Linked DNA regions of Mus musculus: regions 1 and 3 are each linked to region 2. The links are chromatin loops, found by intact Hi-C in ENCODE. Cell type or tissue: gastrocnemius. All regions are shown on one strand. Region 1 holds the start of Tubgcp3 (tubulin, gamma complex associated protein 3). Region 2 holds the start of Atp11a (ATPase, class VI, type 11A). Region 3 overlaps Atp11a (ATPase, class VI, type 11A).

Region 1 (8,000 bases), 85 kb before region 2:
GGAGATCTGAAGAACATTTGACATCAGACATGGAGATGCAGAGTTTGGAGTTTGCCATGCTAGTTCTTGGTCTTGCTTTGGTCCAGTCCTCCCTTTGGAATGATAATGTATATTCTGTGATATTGTATGTTGGAAGTATATGATCTGTATTTTCATTTTGATTTTACAGAGGATGGCAGTTAAAAGATTAACATGAGTCTCAGAAGAGACTTTGGACTTTTAAATGGTGCTCCAACTGTTATAGACTATGGGGACTGTTGAAGTTGAACTGAATGCATTTTGCACTATGGTATGACTACAAGCTTATGGGGGCCAGGGACTAAAGTGTGCTGATTTGAATAGGAATACTCCCTCCATAGACTCTTAGATTTGAATGCTTGCTCATCAGGCCATGGTGCTGCTTCAGAGGGATCAGGAGGTGTGGCCTTGTTGGAGGAAGTGTGTCACTGGGGACGGGCTTTGAGTTTCAGAAGCCCAAGCCAGGCCCGGTGGCTCTGCTCCTCCTGTTGCCTGCAGCTCCTTCCCCTGCACCATGGCTGCCTGCCTGCCCCTATGCTTCCCACCGTGACGATAATTGGGGCTTAAACATCTGAAACTGTAAGCAATCCCCAGTTAAAATTTTCCTTTATAAGAAATGCTGTGGTCATAGTGTTTATTTACAGCAATAAACACTAAGACACCCTCATACTGTAAATGTAAAATACATTCTAACTTTAAGTCTCCAAAGTCTTGACATTTTTCAAAAATTAACAAGTTCAAAACACTGAATTGTGAACTCCTATAAAAATCAAAAATGTATATACTTCTAGCATATAATGGCACAGAATAAACATTCCATTCCAAAATAAAACAATCAAGGGCATAGCAAGGAATAATCAAACCAAAACCCCAAATCCAATGTGGCCAAAACCAAATCCTGCAGTCCCATGTCCAGCATTTGGGCCTCGTGATGAAACTGGCTGGGCTCCAAAGCTTCAGACAGCCCCATTCCTTCAGCCCTTAAGCTTCTCCTTCAAACTTGGTCCAGCGCCACTGCATGCCTGTAGCTCTTCCTGGCACATACCCTGTGATCCTGGCATCCCCAACACTCCTAGGTCTCTACTACAGCTTATGCTTTATCTTCAAGCTCCTCACAGTGGCCTCTGAGGCCTTGCTGCTCTCTGGGGCCTCGACCCTGCCACATAGTGCCTGACCTCAGCTGCTCTCCACCATTCCTCCCTTCTGTGTCTTTCATACTTTCAAGACCAGTGGCACACAGACAGCGTCACCATTCAGAGGGGCAGCCTTGCCACCGTGGACCACAGTTCTGTGAGCTTGTGTGTGCTGACCCTGGGGAAACACGTCCTCAAGTCCCAGTGTGGACGGCCAGGTTGCTCTCTCAGGGTGCTGATCCCTGCAGCTGCTGTGTTGACTGCACTTTCTTGTCAAAGACTTGAAGCTTGTCCACACTCCTTTCTAATGAATAGTTCATTATCTTTAAATTCAACTTCATTCAAGGTCTCACAGTGGTGGCAAAGTGGAACCAGATTCTTATTGAATATCATAGGATTGTCTCTGGCCCATTTCCTGACACAGCCCTTGTTCTCGGAGGCCTCAGGAGCCAGGCCTCTACTGTCCTCATTTCTCTCAGCAGTGTTTTCCAAGTTCCCAAGAGAAAGCCCTTTTCCTTTGCTATAATAAAATACTTTGACAAGTGCAACTTAAGGGAGAATGGGTTTATTTTAGCTCAAAGATCAAGGCACAGTCCACCACAGAAGGAAAGCCAAGGCAACAGAGGAGCTTGAAGCTTTAATTCATACCTCCCTCACTGACACTCCCTACCAAAGTGATGCTATACTGTGTCAGAATGGCAATTAAAACTAACCTCCCACAGGGACAAATGTCAAGAAGAGTCATTCTATACTCTGTAGAAGCCCCGGGTGGCTTGAGAAGGGAATGCCGTCCTTCTCAGGATCTACGTAGCAAAGGAAGGAGCTGTGTATGTGGAGGAAAGCCAGTGCCTGCCCAAATCCCAGCAACCTGACAACCAGACCCCCATCCGGGCAAACCTCAGAGGGCACCACACACAGCAAGTTAGCACAGGGGAGTCATCAGCCAGAGGAAGCCAAGAGAAAAGACAGTGGCAAGGGAGGCTCCAGCACCAGCTGGACCCCCAACTAAAAAGTATGACAACTAGAAAAGGCTACCCTGACCATCTTCCTGCCTAAATACCATCAGACATTTGAAGACAGCATACATATACAGAGAGGAAGGGGAAGGGAGGGGAGGAAGGAAAGAGTAAGCTCCTGGGCCAATTAGCCTGGTGAACACAGAAACAAACAAGAGGTCATATTTTAAAAAGAGGGGAAGACAAGGTCTGGAACTAGAGGTTGTCCTCTGCTCTCCACAGACTCGTGTGTTCTCGCGCTGACACATGAATGAACATGCATACTGATATGTGTGTGACTGCACACACAGGTGCACACAGATTTTTAAAAAGTAGCTGTAATTAGCAATCATATATTCTCCAACACTAAGAGAATTAAACTAGACATCAGTATCAAATCTGAAAATAAATCACTAAGTGTCTTAGAGTTATCATTGCTGTGCCATGACCAAAAGTAGCTTGGAGAAGGGTCTACTTGGCTTACATTTCCAATCACTGTTCCTCAATTAAGGAAGTCAGGGGAGGAACTCAGACAGGGCAGGAACCTGGAGGCAGGAGCTGATGCAGAGGCCATGGAGGGGTGCTGCTTACTGTCTTACTCTTTATGGTTTTCTCAGCCTATTTTCTTATAGAACTCAGGACTACCAGCCCAGGAATGGCACCACCCACAGTGGGCTAAGTCCTTCCATACCAATCAGTCCTTTCATACCAATTAATAAAATGCCCTACGCCTGTAAAAAAAAAAAAAAAAAAAATGCCTATAGCCCCATCTTAAGGAGGCATTTTCTCAATCAAGGTTCCCTCCTCTCAGAGGACTACAGTTTGTGTCAAGTTGATACAGGACTAGCCAGTACACAAATTATTTGGAGACCAATCGATTCATAATATACATGCCACCAAGAAATAAATAAATAAATTCTGAAAATAAACTTAATGAAAATGAAAATCTGATATTCTAGACAGACTTGAAGTCAATAATCTTAGTTTCCACAACAAAATCTACAAACTGAAACAACTAAATTGTTCATTCTAAACTAAAGTGTTCATTCGGAGATAAAACTACAAGGGATAGCGGCACTGACCCCCAGAAACCTGAAAGAAGGCCTAATGTTAACATTCTTGTAGAAACATCCACTTGGCAGAAATGCTCCATCAGTGAGAGACACGTGCTTCCAGAGAAGACGCCCACGTGAAGCAGTCAGGAACAACATTAACAGTAACAGAGCATGCTATGCCTGCCATCGTGTGGTGAAAATGGCACTCCAGGCCCAGAATTTCCACCCCCAAGACAGAATCCCACTCAGTCACTGGGAAAATATCAGACAAGTCTACAATCTTTAATCTTCAAAACTGCCAAGCTCACCAAACAAAAACAAAACAAATATTGGAAAAGATCCAAGTCCAGAGGAGCCCACGGGGACCCAAATAAGAGTAAGAATGACAAAGAATAAGAACAAGTGGCCTCACACGAGAGGGAGCCCTGGGTACTAAGCAACACCTGAAGGAGCCTAAAAAGCATGGAGCTTGGTCAATACTGTGAACTGAACTTCCCAAGAAAGCCATGCCCATGTTAGAGATTCTTCCAGACTGACTGACTATTAGAAGGCCTGTGATTATAGACAGCTGGACAGAATGTTGCAGGTCTCGAGCTAATAAGTTGTCTTGGCCACCTATCCTAAGCCCTCTTAAAGGCCCCATTCACTGCCTGCCTCTGTGTGTTGGCATGTAGAGAACCCAGCCTCCACCAACCCTAACATGAGACTGTCATCAAATAGTACCTGAGACCAGTAACAGAGATTCCCATTTTGCTTTAACCCACGTACCTGATGTTCATGCCAATGTATTTGAAAAGTACCTTGACTTATGACTTTATGCCATTCTGTTACTAAGCTTCATATAACTGTTAATCACGTTGAAACAAGGCATTAGGGGTAACCTGAAACTGTGTTACTAGACCATAGTCACTTATGCTTAGTTCCAAAATAAATCACCTCTTAACTTCCTTTGAGGCAACAACTGTGTTTCTGCATCAACAATATCAATGTATTATTACGGACTGTGACACTGCACCTCAGTAAGCCAGACACTAAGACCAGAAGAGATGGTGTTGGGCAAAAGAGAACCATGTGTGTACAATTTTCTTGTAAATCTAAACCATTCTGAACTTTAGGTGCTTTTAAAATATGTACTGACACCAGGCCCTCTCCTACACAAACCCTGGTTCTTACTGGTCCGGAACAACAGCCCATGCTATCAACACTCTTAAAGGTTCCACTTCAACACTTTCAGTCTACAAGACAAGAATAAGACAAGTATAGTTAAGGGAAGATGGTTCCTTTGGTAGGCTCAAAAATAGTCTCAACTTGTACCATTTAACAAAAAACTAACTCATATCACACATAACAATAGAACAGAACCTCTCTAGGGCAAAAAGATGAAAGAAATTTTATGACTTTGGATTTGATAACAGTTCTTCACATGACAGCCAAATCATGATAATGTTAAGTGTTTTTTGTTTTGTTTTGTTTTGTTTTGTTTCCTCTTTCTTCCAGGGGAGCATTTGGGGAGTAAGGCAGCACTGCTTTCAGGAATCCATCCTTGCCTTCCACCTTGTGGAGAAAGCAGATAAAGAACACTGTACCCAGATAAATAAAGAACACTCAAAGTTATAAGGGTAAGCAACCCAGCAAGAACATATGTTACAAAGAAAACAAAATAAAATACAACCTTAGGAAGAGATCTGAATGGCCAAACAAGAAGTCATGCTCAACAGAATCAGGAAAAAGAGATGACAACAATTAGCTATGGCTACACACCTGTCAGAGCACAACAAAATATCAACAAAGTGTGTGAGGGCAGAGAACCCAGCTGACTCTGCATCCCTCAACTCCATCCACAGAGAAGACAGCATCATCTTTAATGAGCTTTACCCTGGATCTCTCTGAAAGTCCAGCGATTCACAAGACATAATCACAAATGGGGGTGGGAAAATGGGAGGATACAGGATTCTGCTTTAAAGTAGCATTTCAATCACCTGAAGGCTGTGAAACTTCTATCAAAAGGGATCTTAATGTAAAATTCAAATTTAGAAGTTCATAATGAATAACTTCAAAATCTAGCTATAACTACGAGGTTCTTTCTGGAAGGTAAAAATTTTGGACCCAATGCAATAAAAGAAAAATGATGGTATGGCGTGTTAAGCCTTAGTTATCTAATTTTGCCTATGACTGGATCACTCCCTTCAGAAAAGTAAACTATCCTCTGCACTCACACTCTCCCCAGATACTGGAACTCTAAGCTCCTCCTATCCGCCTTCTCCCTAGCCCTTTATCACCCACAAACACTGTGTATTCACCAACGTGCTAGTCACATTCCCTCCATTAGACAGGAGCATCTCTCATGGCATAATAGGGTCGAGGAAGCCTCAAAGATTTCTTACATGAACAAACTGCACAGTGAAACACTACAAGGAATAAAGCAAGAAGGGAGTTAAGTCAACGGTTTAGTAGTGACACAGTAATTCATCCTCTACGCTGACAAGTTGTTACATAGGTTGTTACAAATTATGAAAGATCAAAAGGCTCTCTCAGTTTTTAAAACTCGGTTCTTGTTTAAAGTCTTCCCTTGAAAACCTGCGCGATTTGTCTCAACATTCTAAGGCAACCCAGTCATGTCAATTACTAAAACCTTCCCTCAAGACGCGTCCCCACTCATCTCCAAAATGAGCTTCATGAAACCAGATCCTTGACATTTTCCCCACCCCCAACTACGGCGGCGACAGTACGGGTAAAGTGGGCAGGACTGCCTTGGGGGTCTGGCTTCTTAGAAGCATTATTCGCTAGCTGAACCGTCCAGGAATAAGCGAGCATCATCTAACCAGGACTCATCATCACCAGAGGCAAAGGTGACAGCAGAGTGAGAAGCACGCAGAAGCAGAGCTGCAGGCTGCCGTGCTGTCTGGACGAACCCAAAAACAAACTCGGCCGCTACAGCAGCTCCGGCCTGGGCCCCCAGGGCAGGGACAGTCCGCGAGCCGCACCCCTTTCCTTCCCGGGGGCCGGGGAGAACAGCACCCGGCCGGCGGGGGTCATGGCGCTCAGTCTCCACAGCCCTGAACCCCGGGACGCGTACCTTCGCTCCGGCCCAGGATCCGGCAGCACAGGTTCTGCAGCAGAACGTTGGGCGACTTCTGATCCGGAGTCGCCATTACCGCGCCCGGACTGCGCACTGCAGCCTCCCCGCGCCCCAGGATCCCGCGCCCTAACTACGGCGCCGCCATATTCGCGGAAGCGGCAAAAGCGCGCGCCTCCCATAATGCACCGCTTCCCGCGCGAGACGCGCGTGCGCTCTCCCGGCTTCTGCACTTGGCAGCTTCTCCGCGCTGGAAAAGTCGTTGCTGGGCGACGCTCGCAGCAACGCGTTCCTAGGATGCCCGTACGCGTCCGCAGCTTGCGGTCTGGGCGCTGCTTGTGAACAGCACTGGATGCGGAGTCCGAGTGCGCTTGAGCCACACAGGGACAGGGGCGCCGGACTACTACGCAGGGCTCTCGTAAGTGAGTTCTCAGAGGTCTGGAACCTCTGCCCCTTGACGTCACCAGGAGGTAGTCCTGGAAACGGGGATACTGAGATGGAGAGGCTTGAGCGCTGCCGCAAAGGAAAAATCAGACGCAGACACGAGAAATTCTGTGCTGTCTGGGACGCAGGAGGAGGAGAGTCCTCGTCACTGGGAGCCCAGCTCCGCCGCTCCTGCCCGGATGCTCGGTGGTCCGCAGAAAGCTCCCTTCTTAGTCGCTGACTCAGGACTATGATAGCAGTGGCACTCAGAGGTGGCTTAATGGAGAGCATACCTTTATTCGTCTTTTGCTCGCAGATCTCTTAGCCACCCTTCCCTGCCCGCTCTGTGATGTACAGAATGCGGACACACTCACTCCCTGTACAAATGGTACCTGCTGGAGCTCAGCCAGTTGAAGCCAACGATAGAAACTGCAAGAGGAGACTCTCGGCTTCAGCCTGGAATTTGACTACGACTCTAACAAGCCGAGACTCTCAACACTCAGCTCTCAGCCCATTCTTAGCTCCAGCCTATTTTGTACCACCCACACAGATGATGCTCCATCAGAAGGTCTAGAATAAGGCCATAGTGAATAACTATCAGTCATTCCTGGTGTTTCTTCCACCCCGGGGCCAGTAGCTAACCTTCAGGTGATCCACTTTTCTGTTTCCATCATCCATGTAGTCAGAGCTCAGTCCTCAGTCCCTGTAGCCTCTGTTTTGTTGAGTGGTCCTAGCACTGCCCTTTGGTAATAGGAGTGATCCCAGCAAGAAGTCTTAAGGTGGCTTTCTGGACTGAGCACTCACACATTTAATTGCAGATGTATTGACAGTTATTTGAGGGTGGCCAATGAGCCAGGAAAAGCCAGAGCGGTTTGCTTTTCTGTGTGGCTACTTGAAGTGAAATGTCAGCAGATAGATGAAAACACTTAGAAAGTAGCTGCTCCAGCACAGTCTTGACAACAGGAGCTGATGTCACCAAGTCAGGTGACTCGAGTTCCCCAGAACCCACAGAGCAGGAGAAAAGCAACTACCTCAGTTGGTCCACTCACCTCCACCATACAAAATGAAGTCAGTCAAGTTAGGACATTGTAAATCAACTAAGCCAGTGACCAAAAAATGCTAAAAAAAAAAAAAAAAAAAAAAAAAAAAAAAAAACAGGCTTGATGACACAATGCCTTTAATCCTAGCACTTGGAAGAGGCAAGTGGTCTCCAAGGAAAGTCTGATCTATATATTGAGTTCATAGACAGCCAGAGCTATAAAACAGAGAAACCCTGCCTCAAAAATAATCACACTCACAC
Region 2 (8,000 bases):
CCCTCCTTCCTCCCCTTCTCTCATGGCCTTCAACTTGGTACGTGGCTGAAGAATGACCTTGAACTCCTCAATCCCCTGCCTCCACCTTCCGAGGGTTGAGATTTTAGGGGATGCTGTAACATCTAGCCTCCAGTTTCTGAAAACATGTTTTCTTAGTGTTTTAAAATTTTTTATCTTTTTTAAGGTCTCACTCTGTGAGGGAGACTGGCCTTAAATTCTTGATTCTCTTGCTCCAGCCTCCCAAGTGTTAGAATTCTAGGCATGGACTGCCATAGCCCGCACGTTCTGAGCACATTTAGGTCATTTCCAGTTAAAACTGATCAAATATTCTTACAAATTACAATAAATGGAAGATATTTTAAGGAAAAACATTTTGTCTTCCTATTTATAAGAGTAATGGGGCAAGAGAGACCATTTTCCTTATTTTCTGGAAAGTACCCATAAATAGAACATCCTTTAAAGCCATGTTATCTAATATCCAAGAGGTTTGCTCAAGCAAAACACAAATTTCCCTGAATAATGACAAATGGCTAGTGACCGTCCAACTCCTATTTCAGATTGCCTGCCATTTATTTAGTTTGTCAGACAAGTAATAAGTTTATATTAAACTTATTGTTCAAAAATAGGTACAACAAATTGCCTTTGTTTACTTTATTAGAAATTTTACACACCACAGAACTTGGTTTTCTTTTTCTTTTTAAGAAAACTGGGATTAAAATCATTGGTCCTTTAGAAGCTAAGATGGGGGAGTATAGAAAAATTAAAGAATTTCTGGCATACTATTACATAGTCTCTGAAAAATAAGAGGAAAATAAGATGTTGAGAGGCAAACTAAACCCCCAAAGTCTCACTTGGGGGGCAGGCAGCTACTTGGGTAAACAGAGCCTCTGGAGGCACCAGGGACCCTCTGATCCTTGAAGAAGCAAAGACCCATGGTACAGGGGAGGCAAAACCTCAGAGGCCCACCAAAGAGAATTCCTGGATGGGGCTGTTATGTGCAGGGATCAGCTGATGAGAAGATAGGGAAAAGTTTGGATGTTGGAGACCCTAGAGCAGTTCTTGAGCTAGCTTTAGTCCTCTGAGTAGCCTTTTCTTGGCCACCTCAGTGTCAGAAGTAACATCCTGTGATTAATAAACATCTTTCAGAATCTATTGACTTAGCAGACCACCAGCTTTCACCAACCCCAAAGCTAACATAACATCAGATGGAATCTGATGTTATAGAGAAGGTCTATAGAAAAACTCTCCCATCTTGCTGTAACCTTCTTTCTATTGTACCCACCAATGTGTTTTAAACTTGCCTGGATTTGTGACTTTGTTTTGTAAAACTATAAAGCTTCATGTCCAGGTATGGTGTACACTTTTTTGTTTGTTTGTTTTTGAGACAGGGTTTCTCTGTGTAGCCCTGGCTGTCCTGGAACTCACTCTGTAGACCAGGCTGGCCTCAAACTCAGAAATCCTCCTGCCTCTGCCTCCCAAGTACTAGGATTAAAGGCGTGTGCCACCACTGCCCTGCTGGTGTACACTTTTAATCTCAACACTTGGAAGATTTGAGAGGCAGAGGCAGGTAGATTGTGAATTTGGGGCTAGCCTGAATGTGCTAGGCTTTTAAAATATTTTATTTATTTGTTAGTTTATTTATTTATTATTTTGTCAATTTGACACAGATCTAAAGGTACCTGGGAAGAGGGCATCTCAACTGAGAAACTGGCCTGCAGGTAAGTCTGTCAGGCATTTTCTTGATTGATGCTTGATGTGGAAGGGCCCAGCCCACAGGAGCAGTGCTGCCTCTGGTCAGGCCATACTGTGTGGTACAAAAAAAGCAGGCTGAACAAAGCATCAGGAGCAAGCCAGTAAGCAGTCCACAGCACAGCTCTGCTTCAGCTCCCGCCTGGAGGTCCCCACCCTGGCTTCCCTCAGTGATGGAGTGTGAGCCGAGAGTTGTAAAAATACAAACCCTTTCCTCCCCAAGCTATTTTTGGTCAGAGTGCTTGATCATAGCTACAGAAACCCTAACCAAGCCTCTGGGCTATGTGGTGAAACCCTGTCTGAGAATAAATGAGTAAACTGGTATCACCCACAAATACCCCCGAGGTACATTCCAGGGAAGTGTTGCAGAACCTGGCTGCTAGCATGATCCCAGGGGCATCCAGAGTCTGGGACCTCAGTCCACAGAGTTTGTACACAGTCACGGGAACCCTTGGATGAACTTCTGTAGACCGTAAGCTTTTCTTTTCATTGGCAGTGCTTCACGGCCTCCCTTTGTTCTTCCTGCTGAAGAAACGGCAGTCTACGTGTAATTTAATCTTTCCACAATTTGTTGAGAACCTGTACATACAAGATCCCTAGCTGTGCCAGAGTGGGAGATCGATGACTGTAGCCATCCCCAACAAAACCTTCCTCAGCAGCTCAGGGCTCAGCATGCCGTAGCTGCCAGTTTTAGAAAGCCCTGGTGGGGAATGGTTGGGACAGAGAGGGCCATCTCGGGCAAGCATCATTAAAAAGACTTCCCCAAGTGACCATCTTCTACAGGGTTAGACAAACTGCTTTGAGCAAATGAGTACATGGTCTCACTGGTGGCACGAAACTTTAGTGACTCTGAGGGGAGAAGCCATTACCTGCGACTAAAGGAGACTGAAATTAACCAAAGAAAGATAATCCAATAAGAGTTTATTCTGAAGAAGAAGATTCCAGACAAATGGTCTTGTACAGGGCCCAGGAAATAAGATGTCCTCCCATCGGACATGGCTTGCTGTCTTGGGGCAAAGCAGCTGTGGTGGCCAGAGGCTCTCATGGAAATGTGGCTTACTGGTGTTCCTTATGGAGGGAGGCAGAAGCCTATGATCTCAGTTTCTCCAGAAGAGTGTGGCCGAGCGAACGCTCTGGGGCCTCCAAACTCAGCCTTTAGTGGTTCTGTAGTGTTCATTTTGTCTCTTGAGGAACCAAGCCATTGTGTGAAGAAGCCCAGGCTAGCTCACAGAGTAGTAAGAAGCCATCTGAAAAGAATGACCTGCTCTTCCAGTAACCCCCAGTCCCCACCTCAGGGACACTGCACACGTGACTTGAGCTATGACGACATTCCTACCTTGGCAGAGCCTCCAAAAGAATATAGTAGCTTACAGATTTCCAGCCAACACCAGGGAGGGCAGAACAACCTGCCAAGTCTGGGAGAGCTGGCCAGCGCCGGCTCCCTACTGCTTCAATTGCTTGTTACACAGCACTGACTAACAGGCTCACAGAATGAGTTAGAGTTTCTGGTATTTTAACAGAGTCTTAACTTCTTTTTCACGGGTTTAAAGTTAAAGTGCTAACATCTGTTGGTAATGGAAAACCCAACTCACCTGGTATTACATTCACTCTTTACCAAGTTTCTGGTTAGCCTGGGTTAATGGGTCTATGACATCCTAGGCTCCTCTCACTTTGGTCATGCTTCTGTCCCCAGCAAGAATGCGTTCCTCTGGCTACCTCCTCTGGTCCTCTGGTGTCTGAAAAGAGACTGCAAAGCAGTAAGCAGCACCTCCAGACAACAGCATCCATTCTTAAAAGAGAAACACATGCTTTCTTTTTTGTTGGTTTTTTGTTTTTGTTTTTTGTTTGCTTTGAATCCTCCTTTTCTTTTCTTTTCTTTTCTTTTCTTTTCTTTTCTTTTCTTTTCTTTTCTTTTCTTATTAGATATTTTCTTTATTTACATTTTAAATGTTATCCCCTTTCCTGGTTTCCCCTCCGAAAACCCCCTATCCCCTGCCCCCTTCCCCTGCTCACTAACCTGCCCACTCCTACTTCCTGGCCCTGGCCTTCCTCTACACTGGGGCTTAGAACCTTCACAAGACCAAGGGCCTCTCCTCCCATTGATGACTGACTAGGCCATCCTCTGCTTACATAGGCAGCTGGAGCCATGAGTCCCACACCATGCGTTTTCTTTGATTGGTGGTTTAGTCCCAGGGAGCGCTGGGGTTACTGGTTAGTTCATATTGCTGTTCCTCCTATGGGGCTGCAAACCCCTTCAGCTCCTTGGGTCCTTTCTCTAGCTCCTTCATTGGGGACCCTGTGCTCCGTCCAATGGATGGCTGTGAGCATCCACTTCTGTATTTGTCAGGCACTGGCAGAGCCTCTCAGGAGACAGCTATATCAGGCTCCTGTCAGCAGGCTCTTGTTGGCATCCACAACATGTCTGGGGGATCCATCCCATATACAATAAACTCTCGATTTCTTAAAAGCAAGGAAACCTTCCTAAACAGCCTCCAGCATGTTCCTCTATGTGTTAATTAGCAAGTCAGCCACTTGCTAGAATGAATGGTGTCAGCTGGAGGGAGCCAGAGAGTCCTGAGCCCCACAAAGGGTGAAGGCTCAGAGGATGAAGTCACTCACTCCTGTTGCACCACCAGGGAAGTGCTTTGCTCTGTATGAAGAATAAGCTAGACACCAGGGCTCACTCCTGTGTTCCAACACTTCAGAGGCTGAGGCAGGATGTTTGTATAGAGTTTGAGACCAGCCTAGAATGAAGATTCGGTCTCAAAAATCCAAACAAGAAAAAAGAAAGGAAGGAAGGAAATGAAACATTCCTCCAAGTAGAACATTCTCTAAGGATAGATAGGAAGGCTTTATCCTGAGGCACATCTGTGCCAGGAATACCCACTGCAATTGTAATTGGCCAATAGCCTACAATTTGGCCCAGCAGTCATGGTAGGAAAGAGATAGAGCATCAGAGACACATGAACAGCCCAGTCAGGCCCACTGAGGCCAGCAGCTAGTCCCTAGACATAGAGGCCTGCTGTCCTCAAGAGTCCACACCACAGCTAGGAGTACCAATGAGCGCTGACTGCCAACTCCACCAGGCTCACAGCAAGTCCAGGAAGCCCGGAGAGAAAACCCTTTGCCCTGAGGCTGGCTGGGTGTCTGTAGCTGGTGCTCCGTGGTGAGCACTGGTGTAGAACTTAGGTAGAAAACAGGGTAGAAGGCGGTGGTGGCTCAGGAGATCAGTTTAGTCACTGGCACCATTGCCACCAGTGTCTAATCCAAACCATAGCAAAGTCAGATCTCCTCCACACCCTGTCAGAACGCTCTCAAATACATTCCTAATCCTCAGGTCTGGTGCTCCTGATCGGCCACTGCAGATCCCTCGTCTCTGGTTCTACCGTTATCAGAAGCAAAAGCAAGGGATGTGGAACCAGTAAACATTAGCTAGATTACGGCTGGGCTGGAGGTAAGGAAGGTTGTTCAGCCATGTGCCACTTCACACCTAGGCAGCAAAGAACCACCTTCCCTGGGTGCTAGCCATGGTGATACAGTTGTAAGGTAGAAGCAGGAAGCATTTGACAGGGGGCTGGACCACAAGGTAAAACCCAGGACTGTGGAGGGTCTTCCCTGAGGCCTGGTTTCTGGAAGGCAGGACAGAGACTGGGCCCCAGGAGTAGGTAGAGGTAGAGAGTAGTGAGTCATGAGAGCTGGATCAGGACGTGTTTGGTTTGGTCTCCAAGGGAGTCAGTCCCAAAAGGGGTGGTAATGTTCGCTCCCTGTAGCCACCTGAGGATCCTGTGTCTTCTGTCCACGCCACGGCAGGAGGTGTGACCCCCCCCCCCCCCCCGCAGGCCTAGGGACCCAGGCCCATGGCACTCGCCATGGAGTCCTGGGCTCACAGCCAGGCTTCCGTTTTAGAAGAGGAGTGAACGGGGCGGGGGTGGAGAAGGGGTGGATCAGCACCCGACGAGCCACGCGGGGGCGATGACAGCCCCCCCCGCCCCCCCTCCCCCAGTCCCGCAGGGAGGCGGAAGCAACAGGGCGGCGGCGACGCGCTAGGGAGTCGCGGCGCGCGCGGGGCCGGGGCGGGGGCTGCGGCGCGCGCATGCTCACACGCGCCCGTGACGCGCGGGGCGCAGCGGGGCAGAGCCGGCTCCAGAGGCGCGGCGGCCGCGGGAGGAGCAGGCGCGGAGCATCGAGCGCAGGCCGCGTCGGCCCGACGGGAGTAGCGCCGGGCGCAGGCCGCCTCCTCCGAGCCGCCTGCGCGCGGGCCGAGACCCTTGGCCGCCGCCGGCGGGGCATGAGCGCGGAGGGGCCGCGGCCGCCCCCCGCGCCGCCCAGGCCGTGACCGGGCGGGGGGCGGCTGCGCTAGCGCCCGCAGCCCAGGGGCTCGCGGAGCCGGGAGCGATAACCATGGACTGCAGTCTATTGAGGACGCTCGTGCGCAGATACGTGAGTGGCTCTCTGTGATGGGTCCGGGGTCCGGGGTCCGGGTCTGGGTCAGGGTTCAGGCCCGGAACGTCCCGCCGTCGGGTCCCCGCCGCGCTCCACCTGCGCTCGGCCAGGCCCACCCGGAAGGCAGTTGCAGCCGGGTCGATCCCGGGGTCGAGGGACATCCATCCTTATGGGGGTTGCGCTCAGCCCCAGCGGGGCGGGCCGACGCGGGGACCGGGACCGGCTGGGACATATGTACGGGGCTGCGGGGAAGCGGGGAGCCTCCACAGGGGAGTCAGAAGTGAAGTTTGCCATCTCTGAAAGTAGTCAGCCAGGTCCGAGTGCGTAGTTCCCGGCTCCCTTGGATGCTGCTGCGCGGTTAGTGACGGAGTGCCTCACCAGGGGAGACCAGGGAGGTAGGTGGCATCCATCAGCCGGGATGGAGCAAAGTGGGTGTGTGTACAGAAAAGAGAGAATCTGCCCCGGGACAGCTTGTCTTCCCTAAGCTGGACACAAGGACCTATTGTACGGCAGCTGGCGCGGGGTGGTCACAGGTTTGAGGAGCGCGTGCCTTGCCCAGTGCGGGCTGGGTACGGAGGGGACCAGAGCCGGCTCTCTCTAGCTTCTCTGAGTGACACTTGTCCTTGGATGTGGGTTTTTCTGAAGGGGAATTTACCCGGGTTTTTCTTCTTGCTTTTCTGGTTAATTTCCATCCAATTTTGGCCTTCCAGTAAGCAAAGAATGAGACTAGGAAACTGCAGCCCTCCCCACCCCACCCCACCCCACCCCACCCCCGTGGGAAGCGAAAGGAGGAGGGGTGGTCTTCTTGGTCCCTGTAGACAGTCACCTGCCAGCTTCCCAGGGCCACAGGACGAATTTTCCGTCCCTGGTGCTGTCTTTTACTTCCACAGTGCCCTTAGGCAAGCCTTCAGCTATTTTATATTTCCTTATCTAGGTAAAATTTCAAGTTAGTTTCTTTTTGCTGTGCTATTCTACTTTCGAAGTGGTATTTTCTCTCAAATCTAGGCTGCAGATATTCCTTAACGAACTTTGCCACTCTTAATTATTTGATAATGCATCTGGAATGTAAGTTATGGAATGTTATTCCTTCTGCTCATCTCATTTTTGACTGCTCTGCCACAGGCCTTAAACTCGAGTCTAAGCCATGAAATTAATTTGACTTTTCCCCGAAACAGTTATGGCTTGTTTTCTTATTATGTATTTATCTTCCAAGATGTGAGGTTAAATTATATTTTCTTTTATAAGAAGAGAAAAAGAGATTGGATATTCTTATCTCCTGGTTTATTCGACTCATTCTACAGAAATGAGCCTCTCCTCTGTAGCCTGCTGCCTTTCACACAGTCAGAATTCCTGAGAGCAATAAAAGCACCACAGCTCCCTCTAAGGCCATAGGTTGCTAAAGAAGGAGTCATCAGCCCTTGGACAAGAACACTGTCATAGGTATTTTGTCCTGGGTCAGTTCTCGGCAGCGAATACAGGCAGGTAAATGAAAGAGAGAACTCTGTCTTTGAGGCCAGTCCGCCCCATGCTACACGTTGGTCACATAGCTGTGTGAACAGCTCATGCGCTCTTGTAGTAGCCGATGTTCCAGATATAGTCTAAGTCATATCATGCATCTTAGGCATTTTAAGGAGCACATATAGAGCCAGTGACACTTCCTCTTAGATATGTAAAGTGAGGAGTGTGGCTCAAGTCAGCGACCCGACCCTCTCGGAGGACCAGCTGCGGAGCCTCCCGGCAGAGGCTAGAGGAGGCCTTTGCAGCCGTGGACCTGGTGGGCCTGGCTCCTAGGGTTGTCCTGCTGCAGT
Region 3 (8,000 bases), 55 kb after region 2:
AGGAAGTGTAATGGGGCAGATGCACAGGTGCTGGGCTGCCTGGCACCACCTCTACTGGCCTTGAACTCACCCAGGAGGGGAGTGCCTTCCAGGCCCTCCTGTCTTCTGGGCCTAGCACCTGACCATATATTTTGTGTTCCTTTCTACAATTTGAAATGCACAATCTTCCTGCCTCATCCTGTTTCTACCAGCACCCAGAGTTCTTTGGGCCTCCCTCTGAGCACAGATGGCCTCTCAGTGTGTCAGTGTCTGCCTGGGAAATTTGCCACAGAACTGAAGCCCCGTCTCACCCACAGGGCTCAGCCAGTCATGGGTCTGGCCATGGTAGGGAATTTGGGAGCCCCTGATGTGACCCTCATCAGAATGTACTTGGGCATGGAGCAGGACGGGACTGGGACCTCCACATCAGCAGGCGGCCTCTGTCTCAACCTGACGGTGTTGTGGGGAAGATCAGCACTCCAGGCTTCAGGCACATGCTGACTGTGTTCTTCTACCCACAGTGTGCAGGGGAAGAGAACTGGGTGGACAGTCGGACCATCTACGTGGGACACAAGGAGCCCCCTCCGGGTGCAGAGGCCTACATTCCACAGAGATACCCCGACAATAGAATCGTCTCCTCCAAGGTAGCCTCACTATCTGCTCGGAGCTACTGCCTGAGAAAGGCTGCCCCCGGGACGGCCCCTTCTGCTGCTTCTGTGCAGCTGTCCCAAGGGAGCTTCTGCTCCCCCAGGAGCTGTGGTGCTTGGCACTGCTGTTCTGGGCCGGGCAGCCCCTCTCCACTCACAGGGGTATCAGGTGTGCTTCACAAGGGCTTACCCCCTTCACTCCTCTTGGGCCTCACCTCACTCACTGCTGCCCCTCGCCTGACATTGCCTGGCTCTGTGTCTGGCAGCGGGGCCTGTCAGCAGGATGTGGAGATGGAGTCTGTACCTAGAGAGATGCGGGAATGTCTGAAGGGTGGGAGTGAAGATCAATGGCTTCCCAGAACAGACAGACATGAAACACATGTGTTTGTATCCCATGTGTATGTATTATGCTATGTGTGCACTGCATGTGTGGCATGTATGTGCTGTGTTTGCTGTGGGGCAGGCGCAGGTACAGATGTATAAGTCGTACCCAGACATTCAGAGAGATAGACTTGTGTGGTGGGTCTGTTTAGGTCACATAAGGCTCTCAAGAAGGAGGTCTCTGTCATTTATATCCAGGTGTTTTGTCAAACAGAGCTCTCTGGAGGAGCCACATATGCCACAGAACCCTGCAGTGTTGAGAAGACTTTATGACCCAAAAGCTTAGCTTCTCAAGGTCTTTTTTTTTTTAAGATCAGAGTTAAAATATTTACAATAGCTTTTGTCCAGAAGCACAGCATAGGCAGGTTAAATACTCATAAGCAAGCCCACCACATGAGTGTCCCCTGAGGTGACACAGTGCTTGGTAGTGAAGAGACGGACAGAGAAACCCTGTCCGGAAGCACCCCTCCCAGCCCCTGTGCTCACGGGCTGCACTGACCCTCCTTCAGCTCTCTCTGAATGTTTCTGCCTCTGTGCATGTGTGCGTGTACAAGAACACATGTGCTCATGCTGTGCATGGCCATGTATGTGTGCTCGTGCTTTATGTGTCCATATCTGTGTCCATGCGCTATCTGCTGATACTGTGTGTGCGCTTGCGTGTGTGCGCGTGCGTGTGTGTGTGTGCGTGTGCGTGTGCGTGTGCGTGTGCGTGTGTGTGTGTGTGTGTGTGTGTGTGTATTCTATCCAGACTGTACAAGATGCCTGTGAACAGCAGAGCAACCTGACTGAACTCTTTGAGAGGCTGAAGGCTTTTACAGCTGGTAGAAGCCACAGCCATGCTTGGAGAAATATAGAGCCTCTCCTTGGCTTTTAGCCTTTTGGGGCCTGTTGCCCACAGTGACTCTCAGGCTTTTTCTTGTCTGTGTCCCTGGGGAACATGAACTACCACAGCCTCCTTGATTTCTGGAAAGGAAGTCCACAGGGAGGGTGTGTGGGAATTGCAGGCCCCAGGGGCATTCAGAAGCAGTTTCTCCCAGGGAGGCTCCTTCATACCAGGAAGCTTTTGAGCAGAGCCAACAGAGTTAAGTCAACACTCTGGGCAGAGAGTGGGCAGAGAGAGGCCAGGCCAGGAGTCGGCAGAGCCGCTTGTGCACCTTTCCTCTCAGCTTCCCACAGGCTCAGCACCAACAGTGGCACCTGTGTGGATTTCAGTGCCTTGGCTCAGTGACAAGGAGCCAGTGACCTTTCAGGGAGGAGATATATGTAACCTGGCCCCTGTACCACTCAACCTCAGGAGGGAATGGTAGGCTCTTGGTCAAGAGGCAAGGGCCCAGGACCTCCACTGACACTCCATTATCATTGGGAATTTATCATTGTTTTTGCTCAAATAACCCCTCACCTGCATGGAAAAGTGCTAATTTGTTCAACGGGTATACAAAGGTTTTGTAGAATATGTCTATAGTAATATAGAATGTGTCTGTGAATCCAAGGAAGTTTTGTGTCTATCTTAGACATACCAAAGAATGCCTCCGAGCCTAGCAATGTGATTAAACAGGGATCTGTGGCAGGGCTGGCCTGTGTAGTCACGGGGACGTTAAGGTGCAATAAGCCCCAACCTGTGTGGCAGGTTTTCATTACTAGTGGGCAGTGTTTGGCCAGAGTTCCCATTTTATCCGTGGGGATCCCCGTCTTATGGAAGAAGAAAGAATGAAAATGGCTGCCTGTATGGTTCTGCCTGGCCTCTGGCTTCACAGCAGTCCGCTATTGCTGTGTCTGTCCTGGCGAGACTGCTCTCAGGAGCAGTGACTGTCTGCCCACTGCCTTGTGCAGAATGGTCCTGGGGCATGAAATTCACAGGGATCCTTGCTTTGCCTTCAGGGGGTTCCCAAAGCAAATACTGGCTCCGTCTGCCTCGCCTGCTCCCACCACACAGCCCATATGCTCGGGAAAGCTAGACTGTTTTTGACTACTGCGAAACTGATTACCTCTGCCAGTTTGGTACAGTTTCATTGATGAGTATTTATACAAGTGACTTCCATATTTACCATGTCACTTAAACACTGAGCAACCTTCTGAGGCTACAACTTATGCATGAAGGAACTAAAGCCTAGTGGCAGGAACACATCAGTGGCCACAGAAGGTACGTGCCTGAAGCCAATCTGTTCCCTGAGCATGGAGGCCAGGGGCCCTTGTCCCCATGACTCCTCCCCAGTCACAAAGGACAGTGATGCCGTGACTCCACTTGATTAAAGACCAGTGTCTCATCCTAGTGTTTCTGTGGAATAGTCAGGTACTGACCTGTGGGCTAGATCCCATTTTAAGTGAATAATGGCAGAAGCTTTGGGACCTTCATTTTATTTCCTGGCTGCTGGCAAACAGAAGCATGCCCAGTTCTTCTCAGTGTGTCCCATTGACTTGTGACAACATGTAGAATAGGTGGGACTTCTGTGATCTGTCCCCCATGCCAGCAACAAAACCAGAGATTGGCATACCCAGGGGAGGAGGGGGCTATATGAACAGGAAACTCACATGCCAGTGGGGCACCCCCTGCTCAGTTTGAACAAAGGCCAGTGAACACTGTCAGGTCAGTGTGAACACAGAAAGGCCAGCAGGCACCTTCTGTTCATGTGAAAACAGAGAGGCCATTGGTTCATTGTGAACACAGAGAAGCCAGCAGGCATACTCTGCTCGGAATAACGGACAGCCCAGCTGACCCTGGCCCAAAGTTCCATGAGTATGTATGAAGCAGTATGTTGTTTGCTGTCTCTTGAGATTCAGTATGCCTCAAGACATCTTCATGGGAGGGAGATGCTGTGTTCTCATTTTTCCCAGCTGGGATACTTGCTCTGCTGATATGAGAGTGGAGATAGAACTTGATACCTGAGTGTGGATGACAGTGAGATGTGTGTGCTGGCCACATGTCTTCACAGATAGCAAGATTCTTACAGATCAGCAAAGACAGATGTGTGACTGACCTGCTACCATCACTGTGCCAGTACAGGCTCTTATAATGAACATTCTGTGTGTGAGAGAGAGCATGTGTGAGGGGCACATGTGTTCGGGCAAATGAGCACATCTGTGCTTATGCATGTCAACGCCATAGGTCAGGGATGGGTGTCCTTAGTCACTTCCGTAGGGTTTTTTTGTTTTTGCTTTTGGTTGGTGGTGGTAGAGGTTTTGTTGGTGCGGTGGTGTTGAGTCAGAGTCTTTCCCTGAATGTGGAACTTTCTATTTGATTAGATTGGCTGGCCAGTGAGCTGCAGGGGTCTCCCCATCTACGCTTTCTCTGTGGGGTTGTTATTCAGTGCTGGGATCCTGAACTCTGGTCCTCACATGCACTTGGCAAGTATTTTGTTTGACTAGGCCATCTCTCCAGCCCCTTGTTTTATCTGCTGCAGTGGTGTCACCTACTTGTGGACATTTAAATTATTTGTCTTCCTGTTACATTCGGTCAGCAGTAATAACTATTAACAATTTGTGGACCACAGGGTGATTCTCAGCCACAGCAGGGTAGGTCTTCTTAGTAGTAGGACTGCATAGCAGTCCTCAGTCTCTGGTACAGGTCAGGTGATTGTCACCTGTAAATATTTCAACAGAGGAAATATTGGATATTAAGTAGGAACTTTCCACCAATGTGACTTTGTTGCTAAGTAATATTTTTAAATTTTTTGTTTGTTTGTTTTGTTTTTGTTTTTTGTTTGTTTGTTTGTTTGTTTGACAAGGTCTCTCTATGTAGCCCTGACTGTCCTAGAACTTACTATGTAGACCAGGCTGTTCTTGAACTCAGAGAGCTCTGCCTGCCTCTGCCTCTGCCTCTGAAGTGATGAGATCGTGTGTGTGTGTGTGTGTGTGTGTGTGTAGAAAAATGTGCATGTGTGAGTGCAGGTACACATTTTGTGTGTGTGTGTGTGTGTGTGTGTGTGTGTGTGTGTGTGTGTGTAGAAAAATGTGCATGTGTGAGTGCAGGTACCCATTGCAGGCCAGAGAAAATGTCAAATCCTTTAGAGCTGCAGGTACAGGCAGTTGTGAGCCACTGGGTGTAGGGTGCTAGAAATATTTTAACTACTGTACAAGTAATGAGTTTTGGCTGGGTACAGAGAGAAATAAGGTTGACTTCATAGAATAGGGCCTTAAAATAATTCCATTTGACGGTGGCATTGTATAAAAAAAAACCAAACCAGAAGGTTCAAAAACCAAGAGATGGGTCTATGGCCACCCCAGAACTGTGAGGCAGAGAACTCAGTCTGCTACTAGAGTCGTCGTGTGTCTTTAGCGCCCCCCTTAGGAAGATTAAAAAAAAAGGTCTGGGTGGAAGAACTGCATGGTTCACCAGAGTGAAGAGAGAGGTAGAACGGTAGTCTCCATCATAGCCAAGTGCCTGCTTCAGCCGGGGCTCTGAGCTGTCTAAGCCTTCCCAGTATGTTTCCACAGACAAGAACACTAACACTGGAGTCACAGGGAAAACTGCACATCTGCCGTAAGAGAAATGAAAGACCCCTGAGCTGATGGGCAGGAAGATGCTGTTGCAAGATGGTCGGCATGGTTGCCCCGGTCCCCATCAGTGACCCTGAGGGTCTCCTCATACTTGTGAATGTTGTGAAAAGGCAAATGAGCTCGGACAGCAACATGGTATAAAGGGCATGGAGAGAGTAGCTGCTGTTCTCAGTAGATCCTGAGGAGTCCATTTGGAGAATATGTAGCCTGGGAACCACCTCTTTTCTTACCCTATAAATCTAGCAAAGTCCCTTGCATGCAGCCACAGACAGATGCAGCACCGTGCAGTGTGGACACCATGCCCTGCCATCATGGAAGCAGCCCTAAGGCAGCTCAGACTCAGTTCCTTCTGCTGCATCTCAGTTGTACCTGATAACAAAGCAGAGATGTGAAGATACAGCCCCTGACGTAATGGCTCTGTACCTGCAGAAAGTGCCTGAGTGCTTTGCTCTCTGCCTTGACTCACTGAGCTGGGCAGTCTGGGCATGACTACCTTGGAGGGCACACTCTGTCTTAGCAGCTTGTCTTAGGCGTTGTAAAAGCCCTGATGAATGTCAGTAATTAGGCTCTGGTGAGTTTGTATCCACATTTGCGCTCCCTCCTGCTTGTGCACAGGAGGACACCAAACGCAGAAGCCCATTCTTGCTTTTGTTTCCTGCAGTACACATTCTGGAACTTCATACCCAAGAACTTATTTGAACAGTTCAGAAGAATAGCCAACTTTTATTTCCTCATCATCTTCCTGGTACAGGTAAGGACAGACCTGGCTTTCTGTCTGACACACAGTCACTGACATCAAGGACTCGGCACCCTAAGTGCTTCCATCCATTCTTGCGTTCTCGAGGCTTAGCTCAGCTGAGGACCTCAGCTCCGTACGTGAACCTTCCTGTGGCCGCTTCCCAGCCTCCTGAGGAGACAGGGCAAGATCTCCAGCCGCACCTGGCATCTCCACTTACTTCTTTCTGATACCCAGAGAAAATGCAAAGCAGTTGTACATCCAGAGAGACAGGGATGTGAGGGTGTGGGCAGATGCAGCCTGTAGAATACACTTCCTGAACAGCAGTATAACATTTTTCTAAATTATTTTAAGTATGGCTATACATGACAAAACCTCCTACCATGAAGTCTGTCAGAACTAACTCACATATGACACCTGTAGAATGGACTAAATGAGACAATGTGTTCTGTGTCAGACTTGTGCCCTGGCCACACACTGACATGGTTTCCCCTTAGGGAGCCTCCCTCAGCAATATAGTCACTAGGACAGGGTGGCGACCCTTCTGTGCATGTCACTAGGCCAGGAGGAACCCGGCAGGGTGTTGAGGTAGGAAGAAGCTGGGTTGGGAAAAGGCTGGGCTGGGCCAACTCGCCATTAGGTTGCTAGGTGTTTCCAGGGTTTCACCAGGGCTCTCTTCTCGCTACAGTTGATCATCGACACACCCACAAGTCCAGTGACAAGCGGGCTCCCACTCTTCTTCGTCATCACTGTCACGGCCATCAAGCAGGTAGGACTTGGATATTTACTTGTGGGTACTTGTGGTGATTGACAGTTTCCATAGTGAGCTTGGTGTCAGGTGGGTGACTGCAGATGTCCAGTGCCATCCTTGGACCTCACAAGTGTGTCATCAGTGTGACTCAGTGTGAGGATGTCAGTCAGACTCCATCAGCCACCAGTGTGGGATCCAGTAGCTCCTTTCCTGGCTGTGGAGTAGGGTTTGCCCTTCCCCCTTTCCGTATTCTGTGCTTTGGAAGTAATTACTAAGTGTAGTCTGACAGTTAAGGGCTTCATCTCCTTCATCACCAAGTATGTAAATTACCTCCAATTCTTATTCAAGGGTGATTTGTCTGATACCTTTCTACCTTTATTCAGTGGTTTACCAATATCAGCATGGATTTACAAATGTTTATTTTAACCTTTGGGCTAGAATCCAATAATGTTTAGCTTGTTCTTGCTTAAGCCATCTCTAGTTCATTTCATTCCGTTGGATTCTGTGTTCCTTTAGCATGCATGCCTTCCCATTGGGTATTTATTTACTATTTTGTGTGGGGTAGATGAGATTCCCTTCTCACTCTCTGAGCTAACATTAGCCATGAGACAGCAGAGTAAAGCCTGTGACATAATTTAAGTGCCTTGAAATGTACCCTGTTGTTTCTCAAAAGTTTTATAATTTTAGTTGTTAATTTAGGTAACAATTTATTATAATTTTAACTATGATACAACATATAAGCTAAATTGTATGTGTGTTTGTTCTGCATGTAGATATTCAGTGACAGTTAATGAAAGGTCATCTTTTCCCCATTTGAGAGTTTGTACCTATGTGAATTTTGTTCCGCGGATACTCCCATCACTAGCTTGTTTATGCAGACTTCATTACTATAGATAGGTCTCTAGTACAATATTGAAGTTAAATCTATAAATGGGACAACTATGCTGTTTTGGACCTTTGACCCTTTGCATTTTCACAAGGATTTTAGGATTAAATGTTAAGTTTTTAAAAA

Evidence for each region. Peaks named below come from ENCODE experiments on the same cell type or tissue, not always from the same donor. Only the 100,000 strongest peaks of a DNase experiment are listed, where the experiment ranks them.
Region 1: a loop joins it to region 2, with 2.0 times the contacts of the local background. A loop is called at or near these places in 7 of 42 quality-filtered maps.
Region 3: it touches region 2 in a loop (4-fold over the local background); 12 of 42 quality-filtered maps call a loop at or near these places.

What each region holds. Positions count from the first base shown.
Region 1 is chr8:12,665,678-12,673,677 of GRCm38, forward strand. It overlaps Tubgcp3 (tubulin, gamma complex associated protein 3), which reads right to left and starts at 6,423. Exons shown (of 22, transcript NM_198031.1): 1 at 6,278-6,423. The coding sequence starts at 6,353. It overlaps 4931415C17Rik (RIKEN cDNA 4931415C17 gene), which reads left to right and starts at 6,750. Exons shown (of 2, transcript NR_166502.1): 1 at 6,750-7,348. In gastrocnemius, a CTCF peak has its summit at 3,392; DNase peaks (open chromatin) are centred at 1,036 and 6,481; H3K4me3 peaks cover 1,852 bases; H3K27ac peaks cover 1,125 bases.
Region 2 is chr8:12,751,164-12,759,163 of GRCm38, forward strand. It overlaps Atp11a (ATPase, class VI, type 11A), which reads left to right and starts at 5,853. Exons shown (of 30, transcript NM_001293667.1): 1 at 5,853-6,189. The coding sequence starts at 6,151. Gm39133 (a long non-coding RNA gene) reads left to right here. Exons shown (of 3, transcript XR_870150.1): 3 at 1-145. It overlaps Gm33587 (a long non-coding RNA gene), which reads right to left and starts at 5,733. Exons shown (of 3, transcript XR_378725.3): 1 at 5,524-5,733; 2 at 3,342-3,496; 3 at 2,660-2,996. In gastrocnemius, a CTCF peak has its summit at 4,307; DNase peaks (open chromatin) are centred at 3,151, 5,862 and 6,310; H3K4me3 peaks cover 2,114 bases; H3K27ac peaks cover 2,931 bases.
Region 3 is chr8:12,806,150-12,814,149 of GRCm38, forward strand. Atp11a (ATPase, class VI, type 11A) reads left to right here. Exons shown (of 30, transcript NM_001293667.1): 2 at 501-623; 3 at 6,163-6,252; 4 at 6,926-7,006. Among named protein-coding and RNA genes, the nearest start is that of Gm15350, 22 kb to the right of the region's middle. In gastrocnemius, a CTCF peak has its summit at 5,287; DNase peaks (open chromatin) are centred at 245 and 3,569; H3K27ac peaks cover 543 bases.